2 separate regions of the Homo sapiens genome follow, and region 2 is linked to region 1. The links are chromatin loops, found by intact Hi-C in ENCODE. Cell type or tissue: IMR-90. All regions are shown on one strand. Each heading gives the region's core, and the rest is flanking DNA. Links, peaks and the distances in the headings are about the cores only.

Region 1 (15,431 bases), core at 5,016-7,515:
ATATCTCTCCGAGGGGCAGTCTTGATTCTTAACAAAGCAATAGGAAGACATTTAATCCATGGCAATCGAGTTTCTAAAGCTAACTTAGTTAAGTAGTTTTTTAGAGTCTGATTCATCCACTCTATTCCTCCTGAGGAGGATGGATGTCAAGGGGTATGGTATTCCCAATTTATATCTAGTACCTGGGCTAACTTCTTAATGACATGTACAGTGAAATGGGTTCCATTTTCTGAATCAATATTTTCTACTAGTCCAAATCTGGGTGCAATGTTTTCAATTAACACCTTAACTACATTACTGGCGGTTGCACTTGAGAATGAGATAGCCTCTACCAAGTGGGTAAAGTGGTCTATTATTACTAATAAGTATTTTAAATGACCAATTGGGGGCATTTCAGTATAAACAATCTGGACACTTTGAAATGGTCTTAGCCCTGGATTCCTTCCTCCAAGGGGTGATTTCCTTAGAATCTGCTTATTAGTCTTTTTACATATTAAGCAACTATCTACAACTTGTTTAGCCAGGGTGTAAATTCCTATACACCCATAAACCTGGAGAACTGCATTGCACATTGCTTGGGGTCCCCAGTGGTTCCCCTGACGTAATAGACACAAGACCTCCCTCATGAGAGGTTTTGACATCTCCGTTTGATCTGGTGATATCCATTTCCCTTCTGCATTCTCTTTAGTTCAATGGAAGAAAAAATGGAGGTTGCAGTAGGAGAAGGAAGGCATGGAGTTAAATGAAAAACAGGCGTTTGAGAAGAAATGGCAACTTGCTTTGCTATCTGATCTGTGAGATTATTTCCCTGACTTGTGAAAGACAAGTCCCTTTGATGCCCTGGGACATGCACAATAGCTATCTCTTCTGGCAATTGGAGACTGTTAAGGACATGGGCAATTAGTTCTCCATGAACTAAATCTTGGACTCTACTATTGATAAGACCCTTCTCCATCCAAATTTTTCCAAATGTGTGTGCCATCCCAAAGGCATTCTTAGAGTCAGTATAGATACTTCCTTCTTTGTTTTGTAAATGTTCTAAAGCTTGGTTGAGTGCAGACAGTTCACATGTCTGGGCAGACCAATTGTTAGGCAGTCTTCCTGATTCTACTTCTTCAAGCATTTCTCCATCAATCACTGAATACCCATTATGTCTTTTCCCTTCAATTACCTTGGACGGCTCATCTATGAATATATTAGTGCCACCCTGTTTTGAAGGGAGTTTCTCCTAATTCTGGTCAAACTTTTGTATGGTAATCAATAAGATCTAAACAGGCGTGCTCTCTTTTTAATTTTGGATTCCCTGTTAAAAAGCCTGCTGGATTAAGTGAATTATCAGTAGTTAATATTAAATCATCTTTTTCCAGTAGGATAGCCTCATATTTTAAAATCCTTGAGTCAGTGATCCACCTTCCTGCTTTCTGATTTAAAATAGTTCTAACTTGCTGGGGTGTGCCTACTGTTAATTTTCCTCCAAAGGTTAATTTCCTACTTTCTTCAACTAATACTGCTGTAGCTATGATGGACTGGCTACATTGGGGCCACCCACGAGTGACTGGGTCTAAGACCTTTGACAAGAAGGTCATGGGCTGTCAACAGACTCCATGCTCTTGGGTAAGCACTGCTAGAGCTACCCCATTATTTACGTTAACAAAAAGGTGAAATGGCTTTTCTAGGGAGGGTAGAGCTAGAACAGGGGTGGTTATGAGCATCTCTTTTAATTCCTCAATTTGCTGGATTTCCTCAGCAGCCCACAAGAGGCAATCAGGCTTCCACTGGGCAAGTTTCTCATATAGAAGTTTACTTTTTAATGCATATGAGTCAATCCATAAATGGCAATATCCAATTAGTCCTAAAAATTTCCTGAGTTCTTGTTTAGTTTGAGGCAGGGGTAGGGAAAAAATTCCCTCCACTCTTTCGGGTCCTATTCTTCATTTACCTGCACTGATTAGGTGACCTAAGTATTTAACTTCAGGTTCTATATATTGAAGTTTCTCTTTTAAGATCCACAACCCCTCACATTGCAAGTGATTGAGAATATGTATAGAGAAGTCACCTACTTCCTTTATATCTTTACCAGATGTAAGAAGATCATCCATGTACTGAAGCAGACATATCTGCTTAGGGACTGTGACTTTCTCTAGCACTTGTTCTAGGATCTGACCAAAAAGGTTGGGGGAGTCTGTGAACCTTTCAGGCAAGACTGTCCATTGATATTGTTATCTCCACCCTGAATGGGGGTCTTCCCACTCAAAAGCGAATATATCTCGGCTATCCTCAGCCAAGCAGCATGCCCAGAAGGCATCCTTTAAATCTGTCACTGTAAAACCACTGATGATAGTATGGAATTTTGCTAAGAATGGTGTAAGGGTTAGAAACAGTGGGGTGAGTGGTCTGGACTATTTGATTAATAGCTGTAAGGTCTTGCACTAATTGATACAACCCATCTGATTTCTTGACAGGCAGGATTGGAGTATTGCAAGAAGACATACAGGGTTCAAGAAGCCCATCTTCAATGAGACCCTCAATTACAGGCTTTAGCCCTACTCTGCCCTCTTAGTTTGATATTTATTGGAGGGATTTGGAGTTTCCCTTGATTTCCTTCCTTTGACCACACATCAGGATGAATATATTTCTCATCCACAGCAGTAAGTAAATGTAGTGAAGAGAGGAATCCTTTAGGACCCACTTGAAGCCTTATACCTAGCCTTAGCATGTAGTCCCTTCCTAGTAGATTAGTTCCTGCTTCAGTAATTAATAAAAATTGAAAATGAGTAAATCGATCTTGATATCTGACTTCTGTGCATTCTAAAATTTTTGGCTTAAATCCTTCTCCTTTTACCCCAGAGACTAAAAGTTCTTCTGAAGAGCAGGTAAGACCAGGTGGAGGGAAACAAACAGAGGAGCATGAAGTCCCTGAATCAGGTAAAAAGGTGATAAATTCATGTTTAGGTCCCACCTCCAAATTTATCAAGGGCTCCTGGTGGGGCTCAAAATAAAAGAGGCAGAGCCCCTGACTCCCCTATTGTTCTTCCAAAGTCATGAGTGTGAAAGTTTCTCTCTCTTTCTTTAGTTCAGGACATTCCCTCTTGAAGTGGCCTGTTCTTCCACATCTGTAATATCTATCTTGTCCTTCCTCCTTCTCAGTCTTAGCATTCTCTGCCCTTGCTCCCCTATACCCCTTAGGGGGCTTATTAAATGAGGGCCTTGACCCTCCAGATGGAGGCTTGGATCCTCTCAAGGAGGGTTTAGGCCCCTTATAATCTCTGGCCCCTTGAAAGCCTTGCTTAGGGATATGCGGATTTGGAGCTATCTGTTGGAAGGTGGATAACATAAGTTTTGTCTTTTGTTTTTGTTTTTCCTTGTCTCTTCTTGCATATACTTTTTGAGCCTCCCTGAGCAATTCACTCAGGGGATGGTCCTCCCAATTTTCTATCTTTTGTAATTTTTTTGAAATGTCTGGCCAACTTTTAGTAACAAAGTGAAGTTTTCACATTCCTTGTCTGAGGGGTTTTCCAAATCAAGGCCTGCATGCTGTCTCGTTTGCTCCCTCAATCTATTTAAGAATCCAGTGGGTTCCTCATCTTTTTCCTGTTGAATATCAAATGCTTTAGAAAGATTTTGAGTTTGGGGTACTGATTCTTGAATTCCTTTTATTATCATCTCCCTTAGGTCCTGCATATTTTCCCAGTGATTTGCATTGTTACTGTCCCAATGGGGGTCTTGAGTGGGAAATTTATAGCCCACAGAAAGAACATTTTGACCAGGAGGGTGCTCACGTTCCCAAAGTGCCATAGCAGCCCTCCGAATCATACTTCATTCTTCCTCAGAAAAGAGGATGCCCAAGATGGACATCAACTCAGCCCAAGAGTATATGTGAGGCCCTAGAAATTGATGAGTTTGATCTGCTACTTCATAAGGGTCATCCAGTAGTGGCTTAGGCTCTTTTTAAAATACCTGACTTCCGAACTAGTCAAGGGGGCGTTCACAAAGCCAATAGCCCCCCGCCCCATCCTTGTGGTACCTCTCTTAGTGGAAAGAGTCAGATCTGGCTCTCTAGGTGTGGAGAGAAATGGAAAGTTTTTAATATCCTTTTTACATTGCTCTATCTCACGTTGAAGCTCCTTTAATGAGGGATACTTAATAGGTTGGTGGGGGCAGGCTCACAAGATGGTTATTCCGCAAAGTCGGGATTATAGGGAGGAGGAGCAATATGAGTAGAGGCACCACAAGTGGGTGAGGGATCCATAGCAGCAGCTGGGGGAATAGAACACCGGCAAGTAACACAAGTAAGGCAGTGGCCTGAAACGGCTAGGGAGTAACCCAAAACCACAGCCGGAGGGAAGGCACAGGCTGGGGAGTGGCCTGGAACAGAAACCGGGGGAGCGGGATCGGAAAAGCTGGAAGAGGGATGCAAGCACGGGAAGTACCTGAAATGGGAACCGGAGGGGCGGGATCAGGGACAGCAGGAAGAGGAAGCAGGGGAGGGACCTGAAACGGAAACCAGAGGAGCGGGATCGGGGGCACTGAATGGAGGAAGATGATCTAGACCCACGTGTTAGTGGGTGTGGGTTGTCTAGACACCGGTCTTTCCCTTCTAGAGAGGTTGGTTTTTGGCTTTCTCCCTCTAGATTCTAAAGAGTAAAGGAGGACAGGCCCCTGCTGCCAACAGAGGGCGTAAACGATTTCTTCCTGGGAGACAGGACTCTTATCCTTAACACGCTCGATTAAGAGCTGACAAATCTGCTCCTCATTAGACCCAAATTTTGGCCAGAAATGTGAGGGTTTAAGGATGGGTTCTCGAACCCAAATAAAACAACAACATTTTATCATCTACTGTTTTCGTTTATACTTGGTTCTCTCTTTATCTTTCCAGTACTTCAGCATAAGCCCCAAGGGGCTATCAGAAGTAATTTCATCACTTTCTAGACTCTTTAGTTTTCCTGTCTTACTTGAAACATTCCCCATCTTAGAGGTTATTGGTGGGGAGGGGCTACAACCTCTCCTGTTAGAGGTGTCTACCCCCCTCTTTCTGGAGGCTCACTGCAGCTTTTAAGAAGGGGTCCAACCTCTCGTGTTAGAGGTGTCTCACCTCCCCCTTTCTGGAGGCTTACTGAGGCTTTTAAGAGGGAGTCCAACCTCTGGTATTAGAGGTGTCTCACCTCTCTCTTTCTGGAGGCTTAACCTCTCCCATTAGGGGTTTCCTGCATATCCTATAGCTCATCCCTCTGGAAGTTCCTTGCATCTTTCTTTCTCTTTGTCTACTCTGATTGTTCCTGCCCATAGTTGATAGATGGCAGCACAAAACCGCAGAGAAGACTCACTCCACACAACCATAATGCTTAGCCCCATTTACACACTCTCAACCTCCAAATTATCCCAATCACCAAGGAAATACTTTGTCGCCTTTGCAAAGTCTCCTGCCTTATTCTGTGCACAAGAATTACCTGGTCCTCTTATTGCCTCGGTCTTACAAGCATCTCCTCCCCGCTTTGCTGAGAATCCAGATTTATTCGTCACAACGGGTGGGGCCTGATCTCCCTCACCCTTGGGCCACCATAACTATAGACAGTGGGATGCATCTCCCCTGGGTGGGGTGACCGAAGACCCCCTTCCCGAAGTAGAATATTCAAGCCCCAAAGTTGGGCACCAGAATTGTTGGGAATAACACTCAAAATCCTAAGGAGATTGAACACTCAAAGGATTCTAAGCAAAGCAATTTTACTTCTGTGCAGAGGGGTGCTTCTCCTTGGCCAGTCACCATGAGAGCACACCTGAACAAAGGGGCACAAGAGCCTTTATTCCTGATGCAAGTCCTGCCCTTGCACCCTTTCCCCACTGGCCAGGGTCAGGTCGCACAATCTGAACTAATCCCGGTTGGCTAGACATTTGAACTTTCTTTAGATAAGGTGGGCACGTAAGGGAGAGAGGGGAAAAGGGGAAGGGGTGTCTGCAATGAGCTACAGAGCTAGTCTTCTTTCCAAATAAGGAAAGGAATGTGAGCAGTATGGATAAGCCTGGTACTGTGGCATGTCCAGGCATGTAACAAAGGCAGAAAGGAGAAAAAGAAAAATGAGGTGGGGTGGGGGGTACTGTGAATTAAAGAATAAAAGATTGATCAGGCTATTTGGAGAGAAACCTCATCATATCCCACAATTGGTCACAAGCAAGAATTGCTGATATCTAAGTCCTTTACTCTGCCATTTCAAAAAGGTCTTGAGATTTTTGTAGAATTTAACCAGCAGATGGAGCATGAAAACCTATTTAATAACTACTTCCATTGGGTTACATGGAATACTTTCTGCCTTATAGTCTTATAGATTTGGAAGCTGTCTTGGGTTTAACCCTTGTCAGAGTTAGCACTAGAGTCCAGGTCTTAAGACTTCCTGCATTTCCCCCTACACCACCTGCCTCTGATGGAATCACTAGATGTTGCTCGTCCCAAGGGCATTAAACTCAATTCATTTCAATTAGTCATTCAGTTTCCATTGTGTTGCACTCATACAAAGATCATTAAAACAATCCCTGTCCTACAAGAGCTTATGTTCTAATTGAGGAGACAGGTAAGTAACCAGCAATTTCAAGATAGTACGCTAAGGGCCAAGACACCCCAGAACTCAGGGCTGTGATACTGATATGGGAAGGGGACAGGAAAGTGCTGGGCAGAGAAGCACAGGGTCCCTGGCAAGGGTTCCATCCTCGGGCCTGTGCCCATGGACCTAAGTGACGACAGGCACTCCTGTTTTCATGCCCAAATGTTGCATTTTCCAAGACCACTCTGGCTCACCCTGCCCTTCATCCTGTGTCTATAGAAACCCCGAGACCCTAGCAGGCACAGACACAAATGGATGGACATAAAGCGAAACACACCGGCAGAAGAACACACAGACAGACACTGGCAGTACACTGATGGCAGAACAACATGGATGCCGATGGGAATTCAGCAGAGGGTGGTTGGAGGAGATCCTGGCTGCTGAGTGACACCACTCCAGGGGGAACCACTTTCCCACTCCATCCCCCTACTGTCTCCCCATCTATCTGCTGAGGGCTACTTCTACCACTCAATAAAACCTTGCACTCATTCTCCAAGCCCCCAATGTGATCTGATTTTTTTGGAACACTAGGGTAAGGACCCCATGATACAGAAAGCCTCTGTCCTTGCTGTAAGGCAGAGGGTCTAATTGAGCTAATTAAATCAAGCTGCCTGTGGACAGCTAAGCTGAAAGAGCACACTGTATGTAACACATGGCTACTGGGGCTTCCAGAGCTGTAAACACTCAACCCTAGACGCTGCCATGGGGTCAGAGCCCACGCTCCCAGTGGGGGAGGTGGCAGAAGGTGGTGTCAGGGAGCAATTCAGGTAGTAGATACATTGTACATTGAGACTGAATGAATTAGCAGGAATTATCCAGGCAGAGAAGAGTTTGGGTGATAGAAGGACATTCCTAAAAGAGGGAAAACTTGAGGAAAGGTGTAAAGGAGAGAAACCACCTGATGTATATGGGAACGAATAGTTCCTGGTTTATTTCTAGAGCTCAAAAGAAAAATTAAAGTCTCAAATTTACTGAATATAGCTTATACTGTCACTATTAGAGGACAGCTAGCCCTATAATCACCTCATAGCGGTTTGGAGACTTCTTTGTCAGGAGCATATTCAGTCAAGAAATAGGTTTTGAAAACCTATGTGCCAAGCACTGTTCTAAGTGCTGGGAATACAACAATAAAAAACAAAGATAAAATCCCTGTCTCACATGGAACTTACATAGCAAATGAGAAATTACAGAGTAAAAAGGGCTTTGAAGAAAAATAAACTAAGGTAAGGGGAGAGACAGTGCTGAGGTAAAGAGAAGTATAATCTTAAGTAAGGTAATTAAGGGAGACCTTGCTGAAAAGGAAAGACCTGGAGAGATGAGTTGTCATTTAATAGACTGGTTGAGATGATCATAGGCGTCTTGTGAATTATAAGATGATGAAAAAATTATCACAAGTGGAACTGAAAGGACTGTGAATCAGAAATGTCAGAAGAGACAATATATACTATTTATGCAATATGCCATACATATCTTACATACGTACACTATAAAGAGAGTAGGTTTGCCAATACACTGATGTCCAGATGAGGGACAAAGTCTGGATGTTCCATGTTTCCTGAAGTTCATTTTATTGATGCCAAAGTGAAGCGGATGCTTCTGATAATTTCATGCCCATGTTTTAATCATTGCATAATTGATTCATACTTTATTTCATTCAGATAACATTTGTGAGTGTTGATAAGTTCATAGTACTGTATTAAGTGTTCTTATGTGCACTATGTATGGCCAAAAAATGGCCTGGCCATATTTGGGTGTATTTTAAGACTGATTACAAAAAATTATTTAAGATTTTTTTACCTCTCAAAAAGTCTTTAGAAGAGTACATATCATTTTAGAAATGAGAAATGCAAAGAGGAATGTCCTTTTAAATCATCACCTGCTTGTTCCATATATAAATATATATGTGTTTCATATACATGTAGATATTTCCAGAAACATTTTATTCCAAAAAGATACAATGGGCATTGAGCAACTACTGTATCTTTTCATAGTCCATAAAAAAGATGAAAAAAACTTTACGGCTTTGAGTTGCTCACAGTGTAGGGCAAATCATTAAATCATTGCAAGAAATATACACATATTCTCTTTAATGTTTAAACTACATTTGCTTTTCTCTTTTTCTTCCCCTCTCAAAGCTCCATGAAAGGCAGAGACTGTCTTAGTTGGTCATTACTGTGTTTGTAGTATCTTGCTAAATGCCTGGCACCAACACTTAGGAAATGAATAGTGGAACCTATTTGAATTGTTTTCTTTGTTCACTATTTATATGAAAAAATCCATATAAATCAATCTGGAGTGGTTTAGGTAAACCACGGTGTTATGTGCTGGGTATATACTCAATCAAAGATGGTAATAATTGTCCCAATGATTTCAGCTCTGTTTCTACTATTTTTCTGTTTCACTCAGGCTAGGCCTGCTAATTACTTTATACCCAAGTGCAAAACCATTAAAGAGCATGCCTCTGAAACAGCAGGGGTAAGGAGGATAGAAAAGCACACTTGCAGTGTCCCTCTTTGGCTTATGATTTATGAGTCTTTAACTGCCAATCACTCTTGATATGTAAACACATGGTCTTCGTATGTTGATGAATTCAGTTAATTTTATTTGTGTATTTTATTGTGTAATATCCCATTAAAAGACCATATTATATTGACACTAGGGGGATAAATTTGGACAGACTTAGAAAAGAGTGTTTTTTATGATCTCTTTGGGATTTGCTGCTGATGTGGTAATTTGCTGACTTTTTTTTTTTTTGCACCAGAAATACTGTCTCTGCATTGAAATGGCAAAAAGAGAATAAAGTTCAATCATCACTATTTCTTTCCTTGCTGATTTCATGCTACAATTTTAAAATTACAGAGGGATTCAGAGTCACAAGTAACTTCTGAATTAACTCTTAAATCATTAAATTGGACTTCAACATGCATTTTGATTTTTAATGGGAGTTTTTATGAGAGTTTTATTTGTTCAAAGAGGAAAGTGAATGATAAAAGTGATTGAACAATCCTGCTTTTTTATCTTCCTAGTTTCTGGAACCAAAAATTTGGCTTTTATTTTACTAATTAAATCATGAAAAAAAGATATATCTTATTCTTAAACTTGTCCATCTTTTGCTAAGAAACCCTTTGGGAGGTGTGTGTGTGTGTGTGTGTGTGTGTGTGTGTGTGTGTGTGAAGAAGGGGGAAGCAATATTAAAGGATCATCAGATTGTAACAATTAGATTAAATTAGTGAGAAGTCCTCATTTTAGACAATTCTTTCTTTTGCTTTCAAACCATTTACATGAGATTACTGAGGCAAGGTAACAGTAACAACCACAAAAGCAGAGTCTTCTGTTGCTCAGTCTCTGTTCAGTTTTCTGGGTGATATGATTTCTAAATCTTCTAAGCAGATAGACTTTCTAAATCATAATATTGGGATACTAATAGACTCAAATATGCTCTGAAATTATTTGTTTTGGGACTTAAAATGCTTTATTATCTTTAAGAAGAGTTTTAGATTCATGCAAAATTAAGAGAAAAGTACAGAGATTTTTCATATACTAGCTGCCCCACAAATGTACAGCCTCCTCTGTATCAATATCCCCACCAGAGTGGTACAACCATTACAACTGATGAACCTACATTGACACAGTGTAATTGCCCAAATCCATGATTTACACTAGGGTTTATTCTCGGTTTTGTATATCCTATGGGTCTGGACAAATGTATAATGACATGCATTGGTCATTATAATGCCATATAGAGTGTTTTTACTACCTTAAACATTCTCTGTGCTCTGCCTATTTATTCCTCTCTACCCACCCCAAATCTCAGCAACTGCTGATCTTTTCACTTTTGTGTATAGTTTTGGCTTTCCCAGAATGTCAAATAATTGGAATCATATAGGATGTAGCTTTTTCAGATTGGTTTCTTTTACTTAGTAACATGGATTTGAGGATCCTTCATGTCTTTTCATGACCTGGTAGCTCATTTCTTTTTAGCACTGAATAATATTCCATTGTCTAGATGTAGAATAGTTTATTTATGCATTTAGTTACTGAAAGACATCTTTGTTGCTTCCAAGTTTAGGTAGTTATGAATAAAGCTATTATAAAATTCTGTGTGCAGATTTTTGTATGTGCAACTCCTTTTTGTAAATTTTGAGGAGCATAATTGCTGGATCATATGGTAAGAGTATGTTTAGTTTTACAAGAAACTGCCAAACTCTCTTCCAAAGTGGCTATATCATTTTGTGTTCCCCACCAGCAATGAATGAGAGTCATCTGGCTCTGCATACTTGCCAGCACTTGATGTGTTTTATGTTATGGATTTTGGCCATTCTAATAGGTATGTAGTAGTATCACATTGTTATTTTAATTTGCATTTCATTGATGCTATATGATGTTATACACCTTTTCATACACTTATTTGCAATCTGTATATCTTTTTCGGTGAGGTGTCTGTTTAGGATTTTTGCATGTTTTTAAATTGAATTTTTTGTTCTCTAGTTGTTGAGTTTTGAGAAGTTTTTGTGTATTTTGAAGAACAGTCCTTTATCTGGTGTGTCATTTGCAAATATTTTTCCTAGTCTGTAGCTTATCCTCTCATTCTTTTGCCATTGTCTTTCATAGAGCAGAAGTTTTTGATTTCAGTGAAGTTCAGCTTATAAACTGTTACTTTCATGGACAGTCCCTTTAGCTATACAATGAACAGCTAACATTACAGCTAGCAGTCTACTTATACATTTAATTGGAGGGGCCATGCCAGTGCTAACATCAGTTAGCTTTCCTATAGCCTCAATTATATTTACATTTATTATTTTAGTTATGTTAACTATTTTTGAATTCACTGTAGTCCTATTTCAAGCATACATTTTTACAATATTAATACACCTAATCTAATGACTCACCAAACCCAAGTCTACCATATAGTTAATCCTATCCCCTCATCACTAATGGGGGTGCTTTCAGCTCTGCTCATAACACCTGGTCTAGCGATATGATTTCACTTAAACTATCATGTAAATGGTATAATGTTTTTAATTTTAAATTCCACATGTTCATTTCTGGTTATAGGTGTATTAGTCAGGGCTCTCTAAAGGGACAGATGTAGTAGGATATATGTATATATGAAGGGAAGTTTATTGGGAGAATTGATTCACACGATCACAAGGTGAAGTCCCATAGTTGGCCGTCTGCCAGCTGAGGAGCAAGGAAGCCAGTCTAAGTCTCAAAGTCTGCCAACAGTGCAGACTTCAGTCTGTGGCTGAAGGCCCAAGAGCCCCTGGCACATCACTTTTGTAAGTCCAATAGTCCAAAATCTTAAGAACTTGGAGTTTGATGTTCAAGGCCAGGAAGCATCCAGCCCAGGAGAAAGATGAAGCCCAGAAGACTCAGCAAGTCTGCTGTTTCCAATTTCTTCTGCCTGCTTTATTCAAGCCGTGCTGGCAACTGAATAGATGGTGCCCATCCAGATTGAAGGTGGGTCTGCCTCTCCCAGGCCACATGACTCAAATGTTAATCTCCTTTGGTAACACCCTCACAGACACACCCAGGAACAATACTTTGCATCAAGTTGACACTCAGTACTAACCATCACAATAGGAAAGTGATTGACTTTTGTATATTACCCCTTTATTCATCAGTCTTACAACAAAATATCTAAAAAATTATTGCCATACCCAAGTTCACCCAGGTTTTCTCCTGTTATCTTCTAGGAGTTTTGTAGTTTTGCATTTGACATTTAGGTCTATGATTAATTTTGAGTTAATTTTCATGAGGGATGTAAAGTCTGTATTTAGATTTTTGTTTGTTTGTTTGTTTGGTATAGGGATGTCTAGTTGTTCCAGCACCATTTGATGAAAGATTTTATTTGCTCCATTGTATTGCCTGTGCTCCTTTGTCAAAGATCAGTTGATTATATTTATGTGGGTCTATTTCCAGGCTCTCTATTCTGTTCCATTGATCTATTTGTTTATTCTTTCACCAATGCCATATTGTTTTTATTACTATAGCTTTATCATAAGTTCTGAAGTTAGGTAATATCTGTTCTCCAACTTTATTTTTCTCCTTCAGTAATGTGTTGGCTCTTCTGGGTATTTTTCTTCTCTACATAAATGTTAGAATCGATTTGTCAAAATCCACAAAATAACTTGCTGGGATTTTGATTGGAATGGCATTGAATCTACAGATCACTCAAGTTGGGAAGAACAGACATCTTGGCAGTATTGAACTTCCCTGTTCATGATCATGGAATATCCCTCCATTTCTTTAGTTCTTTAATTTCATTCATCAAAGTTTTATAATTTTTCTTATAAATGTCTCACCCATATTTTGTTAGATTTATACCTAAGTATTTCATTTTTGGGGGTGCTAAAGTGAATGGTATTGTATTTTTAATTTTAAATTCCACTTGTTCATTTCCAGTATATAGGAAAGTGATTGACTTTTGTTTTTTTCCCTTGTATTTTACAACCTTGCTATAATCATTTATCAGTTCTAGAGTTTTTTTCTGTTGATTCTCTCAGATTTTCTATATAGGAAATTGTGTCATTTGTGAACACACAGTTTTATTTCATTTTTCTCATTTTGTATCCCTTTTCTTTCCTTGTTTGTGTTACTACATTAGCTAGGCTTTTTAGTCCGTTGTTGAAAAACAGTAGTGAGGCCGGGCGCGGTGGCTCACGCCTGTAATCCTAGCACTTTGGGAGGCCGAGACGGGCGGATCACGAGGTCAGGAGATCGAGACCATCTTGGCTAACACGGTGAAACCCCGTTTCTACTAAAAATACAAAAAATTAGCCGGGCGTGTTGGCGGGCGCCTGTAGTCCCAGCTACTTGGGAGGCTGAGGCAGGAGAATGGCATGAACCTGGGAGGCGGAGCTTGCAGTGAGCCGAGATCGCGCCACTCACTCCAACCTGGGAGACACAGCGAGACTCCGCCTCAAAAAAAAAAAAAAAAAAAAAAAAAAGAAAAACAGTAGTGAGAGGATATATCCTTGTCTTGGTTGTAATCTTAGCAGGAAAACTTCTAGTTTCTTACCTCTCAGTTAGCAGTAGATTTTTGTAGACATTCTTTATTACATTGGAGAAGTTCCTCTCTTCTTAGTTTGCTGAGAGGCTGTTATTAATAGGTGTCAGATTTTGTCAAATGCTTTTTTTGCATTTATTGATATGATCATGTGATTTCTTTAGCCTGCTGATGTGATTGATCATATTAATTGAGTTTCTAATACTGACCTAGACTTTCATATCTGGGATAAGTCCCACTTGGTCATGGTGTATAATTCATTTTATAAATTGTTGAACTCAATTTGGGAATATTTGTTGAGGATTTTTGCATCTATGTTTATGAGAGATATGGGTCTGTAGTTTTGTTTTTTTTGTAATGTTTTTGTGTAGTTTTGGTGTTAGGGTAATACTGGCCTCATAAAATGTATTAAGATGTAGTCCTTCTGATTCTATCCCCTGAAAGAGATTGTAGAAAATTGTTGTAATTTCTTATTTATATGTTTGGTAGAATTCATTTGTGTGTACCCACCTGAGGCTGGTGCCTATTCAGATTGCCTATTTCTTCCTTTTTTTTTTTTTTTTTGAGATGGAGTTTTGCTGCTGGTGCCCAGGTTGGAGTGCAATGGCACAATCTCGGCTCACCGCAACCTCTGTCTCCCAGGTCCAAGTGATTCTCCTGCCTCAGCCTCCTGAGTAGCTGGGATTACAGGCATGTGCCACCATGTCTGGCTAATTTTGTATTTTTAGTAGAGACGGGGTTTCTCCATGTTGGTCAGGCTGGTCTCAAACTCCCAACCTCAGGTGATCTGCCTGCCTCGGCCTCCTAAAGTTCTGGGATTACAGGCATGAGCCACCATGCCCAGCCACCTATTTCTTCTTATATGAGTTTTAACAGATTGTATCTTTCAAGGAATTGGTTCATTTCATTGAGGTTATCATAGAGTTCCTTACAGTATTCTTTAGTATCCTCTAAATGTCCATAAGATCTGTAGACATGTCCCCTCCTTCATTTCTGATGCTAGCAATTTTTGTTTCCTTTCTGTTTTTCTTAGCTTAGCCAGAAGTTTACTGATCTTATTGATCTTTTCAAAGAAACAGCTTTTGGTTTTGTTGATTTTCTATATTAATATCTTGATTTCAATTTTATTGATTTCTGCTGTAAATCTTTCTTTCTTTCTTTTATTTATTTTTTGAGACAGAGTCTCACTCTGCTGCCCAGGCTAAAGTGCAGTGTCACGATCTCGGCTAATTTCAACCCCACTTCCTGGGTTCAAGTGATTCTTGTACTTCAGCTTCCTGAGTAGCTGGGATTAAAGCCATGTGCCACGATGCCCAGCTAATTTTTTGTATTTTTAGTAGAGATGGGGTTTCACTATGTTGGCCAGGCTGTCCTCAAACTCCTCTCAAGTGATCTGCCCACCTTGGCCTCCCAAAGTGCTGGGATTACAGGCATGAGCCACCACCCCTGGCCACTGCTCTAATTCTTATTATTTCTATTCTTCTTCTTGCTTTGGAATTATTTTGCTCTTGTTTTTCTAGTTTCCTAGGGTGGAAATGTAGATTATTGATTTTAGTTCTTTTTTCTTTTCTAATGCATGAACTCAGTGCTATAAATTTCCCTCTAAGCACTGCTTTCACTGAATCTCAAAAATACAAGTTATTTTTTCATTTTCATTTGGTTCAAAATATTTTTAATTTTCGGCTGGGCGCGGTGGTTCATGCCTGTAATCCCAGCACTTTGGGAGGCCGAGACGGGCGGATCACGAGGTCAGGAGATCAAGACCATCCTGGCTAACACGGTGAAACCCTGTCTCTACTAAAAATACAAAAAAATTAGCCTGGCGTCGT
Region 2 (15,431 bases), core at 5,775-8,274, 330 kb after region 1:
TTAATGTGAGTTGTCATTTTGAAGATGAGGTTAAGTTACTTGCCCAAGGTCACACATCCAGCTATTGGCAGAGTTCTCTTGACGTGAAGGCTAAAGTCCTCTTACTTTTAGGCAAATACATCAAGAATACACATTAAACCATGAATTATACATGTATTCAGTTCTCTCTTTATCAACTATAAGACTTTTTATAATGGGCTGTATGTTTGGTGACAAATTTTCATTATCTATCAATGCAAGACCTGCTATAAATATGTAGAAAGCTATTGCTTAGTATTTGTCTCTTTATTTATTCAATAAACGTGTATTTAGTACCTACAATATGCTGCATGGTGCTAGGCATGCCAAAGTGGATGAGGCATTCCCACTGCCTGGGAAGGCATGGATTTAGTAGGAGAGCTAGCCATGTAAACTTATATTCTGAACAGCAAAGTCTCTTTGAATGTTCGATGAAGAGTGCATTTGAGTAAGGGCAGATTTCATTCTTGGAGTTGTCCAGGTTTAAGAAGCTAAAACTTTTAGAAGAATATAATTACACATATTGAAACTGTGAAATAAGTCAATGGGGCTCTCTTGTACCTAACTGAAAAACTGTTTTCCTGGCATTGTTACTTTTACAGTCTCATCTTGTTTGTCCTCAGGAGTTTCTATGCTCCACTTTTTCAGGACTGCTTGTTATTTCTTAAACTCCTGCCATGCATCTTTGCAGCTCAATGTCTTTTCACTTTTCTTGGGATCTGTTACCTTCCTCCAGGTCACTATTACCCATTCATTCCTTAAACCTCTGTTCAAACATCGTTTCTTATTGGAAGCATTTCTTGGCCTCTAAAAGCTGAATTTATTATTGAGTCATTCCAAATGCAATATATTTTTGAAGTGACTGCTATTATAAAATTCTGCTATACCTACTTTATTTTATTGTGACTTCACACTTTATTAATTAATTTAAGTGAGTGACTCCTAATATCTTCCTAGTCTTAATAGGCATATGCGGCTCTCATTAGAAGAAATATGTCTCCTTCCTCAAAACTGTATTGATGTAATTTAAAGACAACCTCCATCATTTACAACAATGATTGTTTTAATATTCACCTCATAGTATAGAGATAGGTTGACAGGAGTTTTCTTCTGAGGTTCCTTAACTTTCTGACTTATAATTGTAAGAGCAAGTCAGATGTTTCTGGGTGAGCTTTGAAAACCTTGATTTTGTACCACTGAAGAAATTAAACAAACTAAAAACTGCAGGTAGAGAACAGAGTGTGTGCCTCAAATAATAAAAAGTTTGAAGCTTCTTTAATGTGTTATCCAACATTTTTTTCTGTCTTTAAACATAAGAAAAATGCTTTCATGTTCAAAAACTGCCCAATTGGTTTATTAATAAAATATTATAATAATCACACCTTTATGAGTTTGAAATACCAAGCAATATAAGAACATTAACAGTTATAACAAGTATCATACACTATTTTATATTGTTCATATTAATGACTCTTTAATGTCATTTGCCTCTTTCATCTTCTAAACTAATATCATTTACTCAATTCCTTCATCAGTACTGTTTTGTTTTATTTTGTTTTGTTTTTGAGATGGAGTCTTGCTCTGTCACCCAGGCTGGAGTGCAGTGGCGCGATCTCTGCTCACTGCATCCTCTGCCTCCCGGGTTCAAACGATTCTCCTGCCTCATCCTCCCGGTAGCTGGGATTACAGGCACCTGCCACCATGTCTGGCTTTTTTTTTTTTTTTTTGAATTTTTTAGTAAGGACGGGGTTTCACCATGTTGGTCAGGCTGGTCTCGACCCCTGAGCTAAAATGATTCGCCTTCCTCGGCCTCCCAAAGTGCTGGGATTACAGGCATGAGCCACTGTGTCCAGCCCAGTACTCTTTTTAGTAGAGATTATTTCAATATGTCACTTTAGAAAAAATATCAGATCTTGGAAAGCCTGAATTTTTTGCTTTAGTTTCCTCCTAAATTGCTTTGTATATTAGGTCATTAAGATTTCCTAAAACTAAATCAGACAGATTCAATTTGTATGGTTATACTTTCTTTGTTTTAGATAAATATTATCTATTACAATAGAAATATGTTTTAAATTATTTTATGATGTCTTGAAAAATTATGTTCACTGTAACATCAGAAACAATTTTGAATTTTTCAATTGATCTTATGAATTAGTCATTGATGTTTTTCTATTTCCCTTTTTTCCCCTGAACTGTCCAGTAAAATCAACATTGCTAAACAATTATCAGAGTGAATGTAATGTTGATTTGTTTCTAAAATCTGTTTTGAGTCCTGAAGTATATATATATATACAAAAAAAATCTATAGAGATAATGCCATTAATTTGAAATGTCATAAGACATAATGGATAGAATAAATTTGAACATGTCTAATGAATTTTTTGAGATACTTATATTTTAATTTGTTCTTTAATACAAACAAGCCAGACTCTTTCGTATGGAGCAAAAATCATTCAATAGTACTTTTAAAGTATAAATTAATTATCTGAAACATTATGATTTGTTTTTAATACCATCTGTTATGATTTTATCCTGCATCCCCAGTGAGAAGAAATGCATAAGTACCCCTGTGGTAATCAGAATAGTTTTTACATTACTTTCTGTGGTAGAAAATGTAATCATTGCCTTCCTGCTCACGTCCTTTTTGAAAAGGCCCTTTCTCTACTTGAAGCCATGGGGGGATGGTGAACCAATGTAGGCTGTTTGTACCAGGTGATCCTACCCCTAAAATGACCTAAAATGATTCTCTTAGCCAGGTATTTGGAATTTAAAACCATCAAACTGAGTGGATCATCTAGCAGAGATAACTGAGTTCCAAGATCATAAAGAGTTGTGACTAGAGTTGGCTCTAAAGAAAGCCAAATGCAGTTGAAAGCCAAAGTTCCATAGCGAAGAGAGCCACAAGTCAGCAAACCAAAAGAGTAGTAGTAGAATCAAGCAGAAGCGCACAGCTAGGCAGTATCAGGAGACCAGATGTCTCACGAAAAGCAGAGGGAGTGGTCTTATTCTGGGCTCCCAGGTCTGGATCCCATGCTACCAAGCTGAGCTTTTGTTTTATCCTCAGATGCTTGGGTGCTCTTAATTGGGAGCCTGTTGTGCTCTTACTATCAAGTTTCTTCTACTGCTTACTTCAAAATTTCCATGCACATTTGAGCAAATTCTTGTTAGTTTCAAACTAATAATCCCAAGAGAGGTATTTATAAATCAAAAGTGTAAGAGATTCTTCTTACAGTTCCATTTCATAAAATTAGCAGATCCAAAGTATATGAATAATAAAATACATTTCAATCTTAAAATAAATTTTCAATCGTAATGTGTATACCCATATTGGAAAATCATAAGCACTTGTTTTCATATAATATCTATCACCAAAAACAGTTGTGTCAGATGTTCTCTAATAAATTCTGAAACATCTTTTTGCTTCCATTCAAACCCAAACTCTAGCATGTGTTAAGCTTGAACTTAAAGGAAAATAATACTTATGTGTTCAAGAGCTTCAGTAATGAATTTCCTCTATTTGTTTCTAGGTTGGAATTTTCCAAAGTAGAGCTTTGATTCATTCCAAATTCAGTGTATTTTTAATCTATTAGAATTCTTTTAATTATAAATGATGAAAACCCAGGCTTGAAGTAGCTTAAGTAAAAAGGGAAATTTATTGGTTTTAATAGGAATGTCTAACACTGGACTTCAGGTATGGCTCAAATCATCATCAGTAATTTTTCTCTCTTCATTTTGCTTTCCCTTGTATGACATACTTTCTCAGGTAAATTATCTTCTACCTTACATCCTGCTAGTTAATAAACCTTGACAAAAGGAGAACTTCTTATTTCCGATGCTTCCAGCAAGTGTCTGACCTTGCTGCTAAGAATCAACTTTTGTGGCCAGGGATAAAATACTCCAAGTTGCTAGGTCTGGATTCTCGGTTCACTGTTACAGCCACGTGAAGTAAGAATAGGGCAAGGGGAGTGGGGTAGTTCTACAGAGGAAAACCAGGATGCTCTTACTATAAGAAGGAAGATAGATGGTGGTGGGAGGCATAAGCAAAGATATCCCTTATATCCACCCACCACTTCACCTATTTCTGTATTCATTCTGACTTCACATGCCCACCTCAACTCTTATGGTTTTGTTGTTGTTGTCGTTGTCAGCTATGGGTTGTTGACCTACTCCTTCTCATGCACTGATAGTGCATTGTCTTTCAAATGGCATCCACTAATTCAAAAATTATTTATCCAATAAGAATCTTAGGATTTGAGATCTCTTACGTGATACAATTCAAAGAGTGCCTGGAGATTTCGTTTCCAAATATTTCCTCCCACTATGTGACACTATCACACTTTTTGAGGTCTTATGGGTCTTGGAATTTTATAGTTTTATTTAAACACAAATGTTCCCCTGGAGCAGTAGTGCCCTAAGCTACTCAGAGTTGGTGCAAAGGCAGGAATTTCATCATGGCCACTAATACAGTAGTTTTCTTAGGAGCAGTGTGTAAGGGAGACCAAATATTAGATGATTTTCATTGGCACAGCATCAAAGATTTATTTGATCTAACTTCACAATTTTGCTTAGAGTTATTCCTGCCTTAAGATATATTTTATGTCTTAAATTCCAATGGAAAAATACAGATTAATTACAACGGATATAAGATCGAGAAAAAAACTAAGAGAAATGAGAAAAAAACTAAGAGAAATGACAAAAAGGTGTATTATTCACAGATGTTGAGAAAAATGAAGAAATTTCAAGTGCCTAACCACAAGAAACACAAGATATGGGCCAGACACAGTGAATCACACCTGAAATCCCAACATTTTGGGAGGCCAAGGTGAGGGGGTCGCCTGAGGCCAGGAATTTGAGACCAGCCTGGCTAACATGGCGAAACCCTGTCTCTACTAAAAGTACAAACATTAGCTGGGCATGGTGGCACTCACCTGTAGTCCCAGCTACTTGGGAAGCTGAGTTGGGAGAATCACTTGAACCCAGGAGACAGAGGTTGCAGTGAGCCGAGATCACACCACTGCACTCCAGCCTGGGTGACAGTGTGGTGAGAATACATCTCAAAAAAAAAAAAAAAAAAAGACAAGATAATGATAGCAATGCATCAGTGTTTGCAGGCTGTTCAGACTAAGTAACAAAAAGATAATGCCATCTTTGAATGTTTTTCTGGTAAGAAAAACTTATTTCAAAATAACAAATATTGAGAGCATGAAAATATTATGAAATACAAGTACAGAGCAGTAATGTTTTATTGAGTTGAACTGAAGAGGATTTAATTAAGTCTTTTATTAAGTGCCTTCTTTTTTTATTTTCATTTCTTATTATACTTTAGTTCTAGGGTACATGTGCACAACGTGCAGGTTTGTTACATATGTATGCATGTGCCATGCTGGTGTGCTGCACCCATTATTAAGTGCCTTCTGCATGCCAGGCACTGACCTAGGTGTTTGGCATTCATCCATATGTAAAGTAGACTAAAATCCTCACTCTCACTGAGCTTACAGTGGAGGATGTATATAATAATCAACATAATAAATAAGTAAAATATGTAGAATTATACAATTTATAAATGCCATAGGGAAATATATACAGCAAGTTAACAGAGATAAGCACTATGGAGTGGTAATGGTGCAATTTTAAGTAGGGTAGACTTGATTGAGAAGATGATATTTGGGCCAAGATTTAAAACTGGCGAGGGAGTGGGCCACACAGCTGTTGGCAGAGGTGCCAGCTAGGGCAAAGTTCCCAAATGAGAATGGATCTCGAAGGTTCAGAAGCAGCAAGAAGGCTGGTGTGTTGGGATTTAATGAACAAGGAGGAAACATGAGAACAGAGAGAATGTCATATATTCTATAACAAAATATCTTATTACAAAGGTTGCATCCTCTGAGGTTTTAGAAGTGTAGCTATTACATTTTTTAAAATGTGTTCTGCTTTGTGAATATGACTAGGTTAACAAGATCTGTGCTATGGTCTACTTTGGTTAGATGTGGTTTTACCTATTTTGAAGTCAAAGTTCCATAGAGAAGAGAGCCACAAGTCCACAAACCAAGAGAGTAGCAGTAGAATGAGGCAGAACCACACAACTAGGCAGTATCAGGAGACCAGCAGTCTCATGAAAAGCAGAGGGAGTGGTCTTATTCTGGACTCCCAGGTCTGGACCCCACGCTACCAAGCTGAGCTCATTCCTCAATTTGGGATCTCATTTTATAAATAGATGTATAAAATCTCATTTTATAAATAGATGTGAATTACAGTCATGTGTCCACCACAACATTTTGGTCAACAATGAACCACATATACCACAGTGGTCCTATAAGATTATAATACTATATTTTTACTATCCCTTTTCTATTAATATGTTTAGATACACAGATATGTATCATTGTATTACAGTTGCCTACAGTATTCAGAAAGCTACATGCTGTATGGATTTGTAGCCCAGGAATAATATACCCTAGGTGTGTAGTAGGCTATACCATCTAGGTTTGTGTAAATACACTCTATGATGTTCACACAATGATGAAATCTCCCTAGGACGTATTCCTCACAATGTATCCCCATCCTTAAGTGATACATCACTGTATTTCCTAGATAGATGTTTCTCCCATGTATATTATCAATAAAAGAGTGCTCATAAAAATGTGTTTTCTTGATAGAACCTAAGGATGCAAAGTGGCTTTATGGAACTGTATGCAGCCATAGACATGACAATGATAAAAGGACATCACCTTGCTGCAAAATAGGCCCAAGAATGGATAACTGCAAACAATCTCCCTCTAGCGTCCAACAGGGAAACATGTGTAAATCCCACTAAAGTGGAATTTGTGCTGAAATGAAAAGTCACAGGGGGAGTTCACTTTGGGCTTTGCTACCTATACTCTGAGTGACTATGGGCCAGTTATTCATCAGAATCTTCGGTAAACAAAGAGGTTTGATTGCATCATTGTAAAGTAACTGAACCAGAGGTTAAATTGATCTGAGATCAGTTTTTACTATATGTATTTGTCAATTTGTAATTAAATTATATGTATAATCATTTGTTTCATAAACATTTTTAAGTATCAAACTCTGTGAGTGGAGCTAAAGTATTTTGAAAGAAAAATTACACAAAAAGAGAAAATCAGAATCCCTATTCTTAACTATAATATATTTTGGATTTTCTGTCCCAAATATTTATCCCTATCCCCATCTCTGCCACTAAGTGACACAATTTATGGCTTCTTTCTTTCACAAAATGTGATTACTTAGGGAATTGCAATTCATTTAATGTTAGACTAAGTAAAATAGAAGACATCTGGTTTGTAAAAGGAAATAAAATATGGAATTCCAAAAATGGGTCTTTTAATGGTAAATTGAGAATTGATAGAATTTTTTAATTGATCTTCTTTTACTGCTTTTTAGATCTTCTTTTACTAATTGTCTTGAAGTTGGTTTTGCCTTTCACTCTAGGTCTTTTATTGCTGTATTTCCTGGATATTAACATTTTTAAATTTTGTGGGTTTTTTTTTACCTATTCAAGTAATATAACACTTGAATATAGGTATATCTTAATATTTACATCATTTAAACAAAAATAGAAATGAACTATAAAATATTTAAATAATACTGAAATGTATAAAATTAAGTTACTTTTTACCAATCCCCCTTTTCTCAATTTTTGTCTCCTTCTTTGTTCTCTGGAAGAGATTCCTAAGAGTGGGATTTCTTACTGAGTCAAAGATCAAATGCATGTATAACTTCATTAGATAGTCAAATTCCTCTCCATACAAAGTGATACCATTTTGTATTCTCACCAGAATGTACAAGGGTGCTTGTTTTCTCACAGCCTTGCTGCAGAGATATGGTCAAAAATCCAAAAAAAAAAAAAATGGATTTTTGCAATCTGATAGGTAAGAAATGGTATATTGGTATAATTTGAATTTGCATTTCTCTTATTATGTACCAACATTTTTTTTCTTTTTTAAAGAGATACTTAGTTTTTTTCTCAAAACTTTCTGTTCACCTTTCCAGGCTATTTTCTCTGTAAAGTTGTTTAACTTTTCCTTTTTCATTTTTAGAAGCTCTTCATATATTAAAGATATTCACTATTTTTTCTTGGTATAAAATGCACATATTTTTCCTTTTGTCATTAATCTTTTAGCTTTGCTTGTAGTGATTTTTGCCATGAAAAAGCCATCTTTATGACATCAAATTTTCCAGTCTTTTTCTTTATTACTATTGTATTTAAGCCAAAAGTAAAAGTGTTCTGGTTATGGAGGAATTGAATTTATAAAGGAATTCATCTGTGTTTTCTTTTTATCTCTTGCATTGTTTTATTTCTTTTACATTTAAGTTCTTTATTCATTTGGAATGTGTCATGTTGCAGTGTGAGGAATAGATCCAGTTTTAACTTTCTTCATATGTCTATCTAGTTAAACCAATACTTCAAAAAAATAAGTAACTATGTGACATGACAGGTATGTCAATTTGTTTCATTATTTTAACCATTTTACTATCTATATGTATCCCGTAACAACATGTTGTAAACCTCATATGTACACAGTAAGATTTGTTTTTTAAAAATCCATCTTTTTCCTCTATGTATTTGAGATGCTGCTTCTATCTTATACTAAATGTTCATATGCAATTGACTCTACTTCTGAATTTTCTATTGTATCATATTGGTCTGTGTGTCTGTTTATGTGACAGTAACAAAGTAACCTCTTTTCCAGAGGCTTTAATTTCTGGTAAGTGTATCTCCAGTCCTCTGACCAATACTTTTCTTTTTCAGAGTTTTCCTGATCCTTCTTGTTTACTCTCCCAAAAGACGTTTATTCAATACATTAATTTTAAATAAACTTTCCCAGTTTAGAGAAAAAAGAAATATGATGTATTTTTATTGAGATTATATTAAATTTATAAATTAACTCAGGAATAATGGATATCTTTATGATCTTGAGTCTTCCACTTAAAGAACATTGTATAACTTTATGTTCACCTTAGGCTTCTTAAAATTTTTTTTCAGAAGTCTAGTATTACAGTTACATTCACATAGATTCACATAGATTTTCTATACTGTGGGTTATGTTGCATTATTACATTATTAGCTTTTGGCAATTGACATGGGGTCTTCTCTTCCATTATAATTTCTAATTTTGGGTTTTTTTTCTTTCTTTCTTTCTTTCTTTCTTTCTTTCTTTCTTTTTTTTTTTTGAGATGGTGTCTTGCTCTGTCACCAGGCTGGAGTGCAGTGGCATGATCTCGGCTCACTGCAACCTCCACCTTGGGGGTTCAAGAGATTCTCCTGCCTCAGCCTCCCGAGTAGCTGGGACTACAGGTGTGCGCTACCACACCCAGCTAATTTTTGTATTTTTAGTAGAGACGGGGTTTCACCACGTTGGCCAGGATGGTCTCGATCTCCTGACTTCATGATCTGCCCGCCTCAGCCTCCCAAAGTGCTGGGATTACAGGCATGAGCCACTGCGCCTGGCCTAATTTCTAAATTTTTAAAAATACCTAAAGGCTAATAATTATTGGATATTAAGCTTTAAAACTGCTTCTTTAGTAAGTGCTGTTCTTTGAATTTTTCAGATATATAATTATGTCAAATGTATTTTCCACATTTATACTTATGTTAGATATATACTTACGCAAATAGAAATTGTTTACTTTATACTTTCTAATTCTTATGGTTGTTACTTTTCTCTTGCTTAATTGAATGACTATTACCTCTAACACAGTGCTCACAGAAGTGGAGATTGTGGACATTCTTGTCTGAGTTTCCCATTTAAACATCAAGTGATTTGCTATTAAGTGAAGATGCTAACTTTTGTAATGAGGTGCATGTATACATGCATTCATAGATTCCCATTTTATTGATTAATTTTTTAACATGAATAGCATTGGTTGAGTGTTGCCAAATGCTTTTTTTGCATCTGTGAAAATGATCATATATAATTTTTCTCCTTAGCTCTATTATACTGATGGAGCATATTAGTGTATTGTCTAAACTTATATTTCTAAATAAGCCCCATTTAGTCATGGTTTATTATTTAAAAAGGCTTTTGGATCTTCTTTACTACTATTTTACTTAAAATTACCTGACATCAATATTCACAAGCAGATTAGTCTGTTAGTCTCTCTCATATAACTTGTTGCTGCATTTAGCCATTAGATAATACTGTGTTTTTCTCTGAAGAACATCATATAGTCTTAGTTCTACAGGTGATTTCATATTTATCATAGTCCCTATTCTCAACTATAATATATTTTGGATTTTCTGTCCTGAATTTATCCCTAGCCCTATCTCTGCCAATAAGTGACATGATTTATGGCTTCTTTCTTTCAAAAAATGTGACTACTTAGGGAATTGTAATTCATTTAATGTTAGACTAAGTAAAATACAAGACAGCAGGTCTATAAAAGGAAATAAAATATGACCTTCCAAAAATGGGTCTTTTCGTGGTAAATTGAGCATTGACAGAATTTTTTTAATTGATAAAATTTTAGATCTTCTTTTACTAATTGTCTTAAAGTCAGTTTTTTCCCCCCTCTAGGTCTTTAGTTGCTCAGTGTCTTTCATATCAGTCCATATTTCAATCTTGCCAATCATTGTAGTTGTTTTAATACTGTTTTCTGGTAAATTTCCAAGGTGGGGCTTATGTAATAATGTTTTCTGACTTCTTGCATTCGTAAACCATTTTGTCTGAAAACTGTTATGTGAAGCTCAGTTTAGCTGGATTTAAAATTATTAGTTCACATTTTCATCTCTTGGGTATCCTAAATATGTTACTTAATTGTCTTCTGATATAAAACGTGTCTGTTGAAATGTTCTTTGTAAGTGACATGATGTTTTTGCCCACTGGCCAAAGGTTGTTTTTTTCAAGGTCAGTAGTTTTACTAGAATATGTCATGGTGTTGTCCATCCTGGATTTATTTTCCCCTAAGAAAGTATATAGGTAGTTTGAAATCTTTTTGGTTTTGTTCTCATTATTTTAGAAAAAAAATTGATTATTGTTTTTAGTATTTGACTTGTTTCATTGCTTGTGTTTCTTATTTGGTGAAAACTATTATAAGTATGTTGGATCTTCTTTATCTATCGCATCTATATTATTCTGTTGAATTTTTTATCTCTTTACTTATTTCTCCTAATTTTCTCTTTCCCATCTTATATTTATCCTAAAGCATTATATGTTGCTTTTTTGTTCTTTCCAGTTTAATCTTCATTCTGAAATGATTTTTCTTCTTACATCACTTCTTCAAATCCTTTTTTCTTGAAACATGATTGGAAATTTTCTAGTTCTGATTTATAATGTTCTTTCATTGTTTACATATATTTCTTAAAAATTGTAGCATATTTTGAATATTAAGTTACTGTTTATATGTATTCTCTGACATTGCTTTATAGCTTGCTTCTATTGATGCTATTTTGTCCTTGTTTTCTTTTTTGTCATATTAGATATACACATGATTGGACCACAGTCTCGTTTGGTTACCAGGTTTAAGGCAAATAAGTTTTCCTTTGCTATCAGAGAGATGGTTGGGCCAGAATAACTTTTCTAGTTTCATTGTTCTTGGCACCCCCTCTTCTATTGTTTTTATGAGGTGATGCTTAAAATGGTGTCACATTTTTGAGATCTGCTTCCTCTCCATCCTGACTTTCATTTAGAATTTTTTCTTTTGTCCCTAATTTCTTAGCCTGCTCAATTTGGATTCTACTCCAAACAATTTCTCCTCACCAGGGGCTTTGATCCTGGAATTAGGGCCTGCAGAATCCATTTTCTTCTGATTTTGTCTACTATTTTCAGATTGGCTGTGCTCTTTCCAATGAGGATCTGTTGGAAATTTGAGGATTCTCTTGTTCTCAGAGCTCCATTGCTTTCCCTCAAACTTCCTTTTTTTTTTAAATGGAGTCTCACTCTGTCACCCAGGCTGGAGAGTGCAGTGGCATGATGTTGGCTCACTGCAACCCTCCACTTCCTGGGTTTGAGTGATTCTCCTGCCTCAGCCTCCCAAGCAGCTGGGATTACAGGCGCCCGCCACCACACTCTGCTAATTTTTTTTTTTTTTGTATTTTTAGTAGAGACGGGATTTCACCTTGTTGGCCAGGCTGGTTTTGAACTCATGACCTAAAGTGATCTGCCTGCCTTGGCCTCCCAAAGTGCTAGGATTACATGCCTAAGCTACCGCACCCAGCCCAAACTTCCTTTTTTATAGTAACTGATATTATGTGGGCCTTGTAATTATTGGGAATTAGGCTTACTCACCTTGTCACCTAATTTTACTCTAGATGTGTGTGTGTGTGTGTGTGTGTGTGTGTGTGTGTGTGTGTGGTGTGTGCTCGTATGTGCATTTTGGGGAATTGTTATCCTCATCTCTTTTTCTGGTTTTACATAGCACCGCATGAGTTAGAAAAACTATGCCATCATGTATTCCCAGATTCTACCTTCAAATTTTTACCTATGAAAATTTTGAATAACATCCTCACCTCCTACCATTGTTTTGGGTCTGCTTTATTTGATGGTTTATTTCAAGCGGTGGAACAAGGTGTAAATTCGGGATAATGTGATTGAAGAAAGAAACAGCTTGCTGAAGTAATTTTTGAAAGAACAAAGACAAAACATTGCTAACATCGTTAGCGTAGTAGGCAGTACAGCAACTAAAGGAAGGTAAAGATGGAAGTCCTTGGATTTTGTTGCATTTTTTTCAGGTAGTGAGAGAAAGACAGATAATAAAGTGGTAGTAAGTAAGATGAAAAAGGTGCTGTTAATTTCCAATGCATTCTGCACAGTCATGAGACCATTTACAAAGTTGCCTACCTGCCTCTGTTTCTGAGTAGTTTGGAAGAGCTTTTACAATGCTACATGGGCAACATCTGCATATGCCTTGGCATAGGAAAATCGTTCCTTTTCTATGAAGTTAGATAAGAGAAAACCTTCTGAATGTTTTTTTAGTTCAGTCAATCTAATATTTGAAGAGTGTTGCAAACTTTTCATGAGAGGAATAGATGCATTTATTTATCAGTTCTCCTCTATTTAATAACACTGGTATAGGAAAGGCCATTAAACACTTTTCTCCAGAAAAATTACTTTGTAATAATCTCTGGCTCATCTCTCTTACCATGACAAGTGTCCATTACTGCCCTCTGCTGCATGAACTTGGACCTCTCAGTATTTCCGACTAATAATCACTATAAGATCACTACTTAAAACAAACAATAATAACCATTACTAACCATTAACAGGAATTCTTTTGTTGTCAGAGAATAATACCATGATGGGTTGTCTTTTCCATCCCCCACATATAAAGATTTACTTAGAGGCATTCCTTAGAATGATTTCCTTAGAGACATTTTTAACATTAAATAGTCCCTGAAACAGAAAATTGGGTATGATTGTGTCAGCTATATTCAGGAAGTGTTTCACAAGTGAGTGACAGATATCATCATACAAATTAATTTAAAATCAGCCATCTTAGGCAGTATCTACACTTGGCTAAAGAGAATGAAGAGTTTGGACTATAACATGTATAACTTTTGGTTAGAACTTGCAGCTGGGGGCTTTTCTAATGAATTACCTTCTAAAATTATGCTAACATATAGGAGGAACACGAAGTAATTTAGTGAATTTGGAAGTTGTATTTAGAAGGCTGGAAATTAGCTTACCTTTTCATGTTAAAAAGAGCCCCAGTTTATAGCTATAGTCCATATATTCCTGGCCTCAGTGGTAGCTACCTCCAGTGTTAAGTGGTGGGGTGAGGTACATTGAATATTATAAAACAAAAAGATGGTTTTAAACTTTCAGTACTTCTGTTAATACTGAGCATATTTATACAATACATTTTGATATATAAAAGGCAAATTGATCAAAGGTTTGAGAGTTTCATTTTATTATTAATTTAAAAATACAACATTGATTGGCATTGGAGGACAAGGCTAACCCAACAATTTCAACTGTAACATATAAACAGCTGTTATGTTCTTGGAGATATTGATTGTTCTTTGATATATACAAATGTTCACATACATTCTTGACAATAACAACCAAAATACATTTTATAAATTTCAGAAAAAAACAACAAAAAGCTAAAGTAAATTTGAGCTTATTCCAAATCAGATTTCTTAATAACTTAAAGACTAAGTGGTCAAGTGCACTTATATTAAAAGTGATTTCATTACCAGTTTCAATGAAATTAGATATCCCCTCTGTTTTCACATATTTAGCACTGCCTTGAATTAATTAAAGGTACTGTGATTCCAAGGAACTATTAACTTTCTGAGTAAATTAAACAAATCAAATTAAATAAATGGACAAATTAAGTTAGTAACAGAACAACTTGCTGATTGCTAGATCACTGTAGTTTTGTTTGCTGCTTCCTTTTCCTTTGATCTACCATGATTTCACTTTTCTATCATGTACTGATATGTTTTATTGTTTCCATCTTTCATTAACCAGGCATTTATAAAAAATGTAGAAATGACTTTATCTTCTTGGCAAATTGCTTGCATTCTCTCTTTTCCTTTTCAGGGCCCCAGTGGAATATTGACAATCACAGTCAGACTCAGTTGGCTGATTTCTAATTTAGCCATAAGTCACACAAAAAGAGAAGGTGAAAAAATGAATATCATTAACACAGATCCAGAAATAAAATGGTAATAAAAATATTTAAATAATGTTTTCAAAATAAACATATAACACAGTTCTCCTTTGAGTTTAGGAACTCTGAGAAACTGCTGTATGTCTTGTGTACAGAAATGTTACTCTTTTCCCAAGTGTTTTAATATGCAACTACATGTATAAATCTATCTGTTATGAGCTGAATTTTGCCCCACGCCCTGCTGCCAAGTTCATATGTTGAAGCCCTAAGTCCTACTACTTCAAAATGTAACCACATTTGGAGATGAGTTCTTTAAAGAGGCAATTAAATTAAAATGAAATTAGGGTAGGTCCTAATCCAATATGACTGGTTTCTTTATAAGAAGAGGAAATTTGAACACAGACGTAGGGATGACCACAGGAGGACACGGTGAGAAAGTGGTGATCTGTGAGACAAGGAGAGCAGCCTCAGAGGAGCCCAAACCTACCAACACCTCGATCTTAGACTTGTGGCCTCCTAAATGGTAAGGAAATGCATTTCTGTTGTTTCAGCCACTAAATCTGTATCATTTTGTTATGGAATCCCTAGAAATCTAATATGCCATCTGTAGCAGAGGGCCTTTTTAAGTTCTCTGCTATATGATTTTTAAGGCCCAAGAGTTTTACTATATTAGGCAAAGCTTCAATACATGTAGTCATGTACTTATATTTTTGGTGTTCTTTGCAACCGTTTACCAAATGACTTATTTTAGCTCCTTCAGAGGAATCTGTGTTGGGGCCTGCTACAAGGGTGAAATGGCACCTCCAATTTCTTCTGATGGGTTCCCCTTTTCTTGTGTGCCT

What was found. Hi-C counts contacts between places; a loop is a spot of excess contacts. Peaks named below come from ENCODE experiments on the same cell type or tissue, not always from the same donor. Only the 100,000 strongest peaks of a DNase experiment are listed, where the experiment ranks them.
Region 2: it touches region 1 in a loop (4-fold over the local background); 3 of 110 quality-filtered maps call a loop at or near these places.

The regions. Positions count from the first base shown.
Region 1 is chr4:107,370,258-107,385,688 of GRCh38, reverse strand. No RefSeq gene overlaps it. Among named protein-coding and RNA genes, the nearest start is that of DKK2, 340 kb to the right of the region's middle. RefSeq lists an enhancer at 5,804-6,385. In IMR-90, for the core only: a CTCF peak has its summit at 6,253 (motif pointing right); no DNase peak of the experiment used is centred there; H3K27ac peaks cover 474 bases.
Region 2 is chr4:107,042,088-107,057,518 of GRCh38, reverse strand. No RefSeq gene overlaps it. Among named protein-coding and RNA genes, the nearest start is that of DKK2, 13 kb to the right of the region's middle. In IMR-90, for the core only: a CTCF peak has its summit at 6,800; no DNase peak of the experiment used is centred there.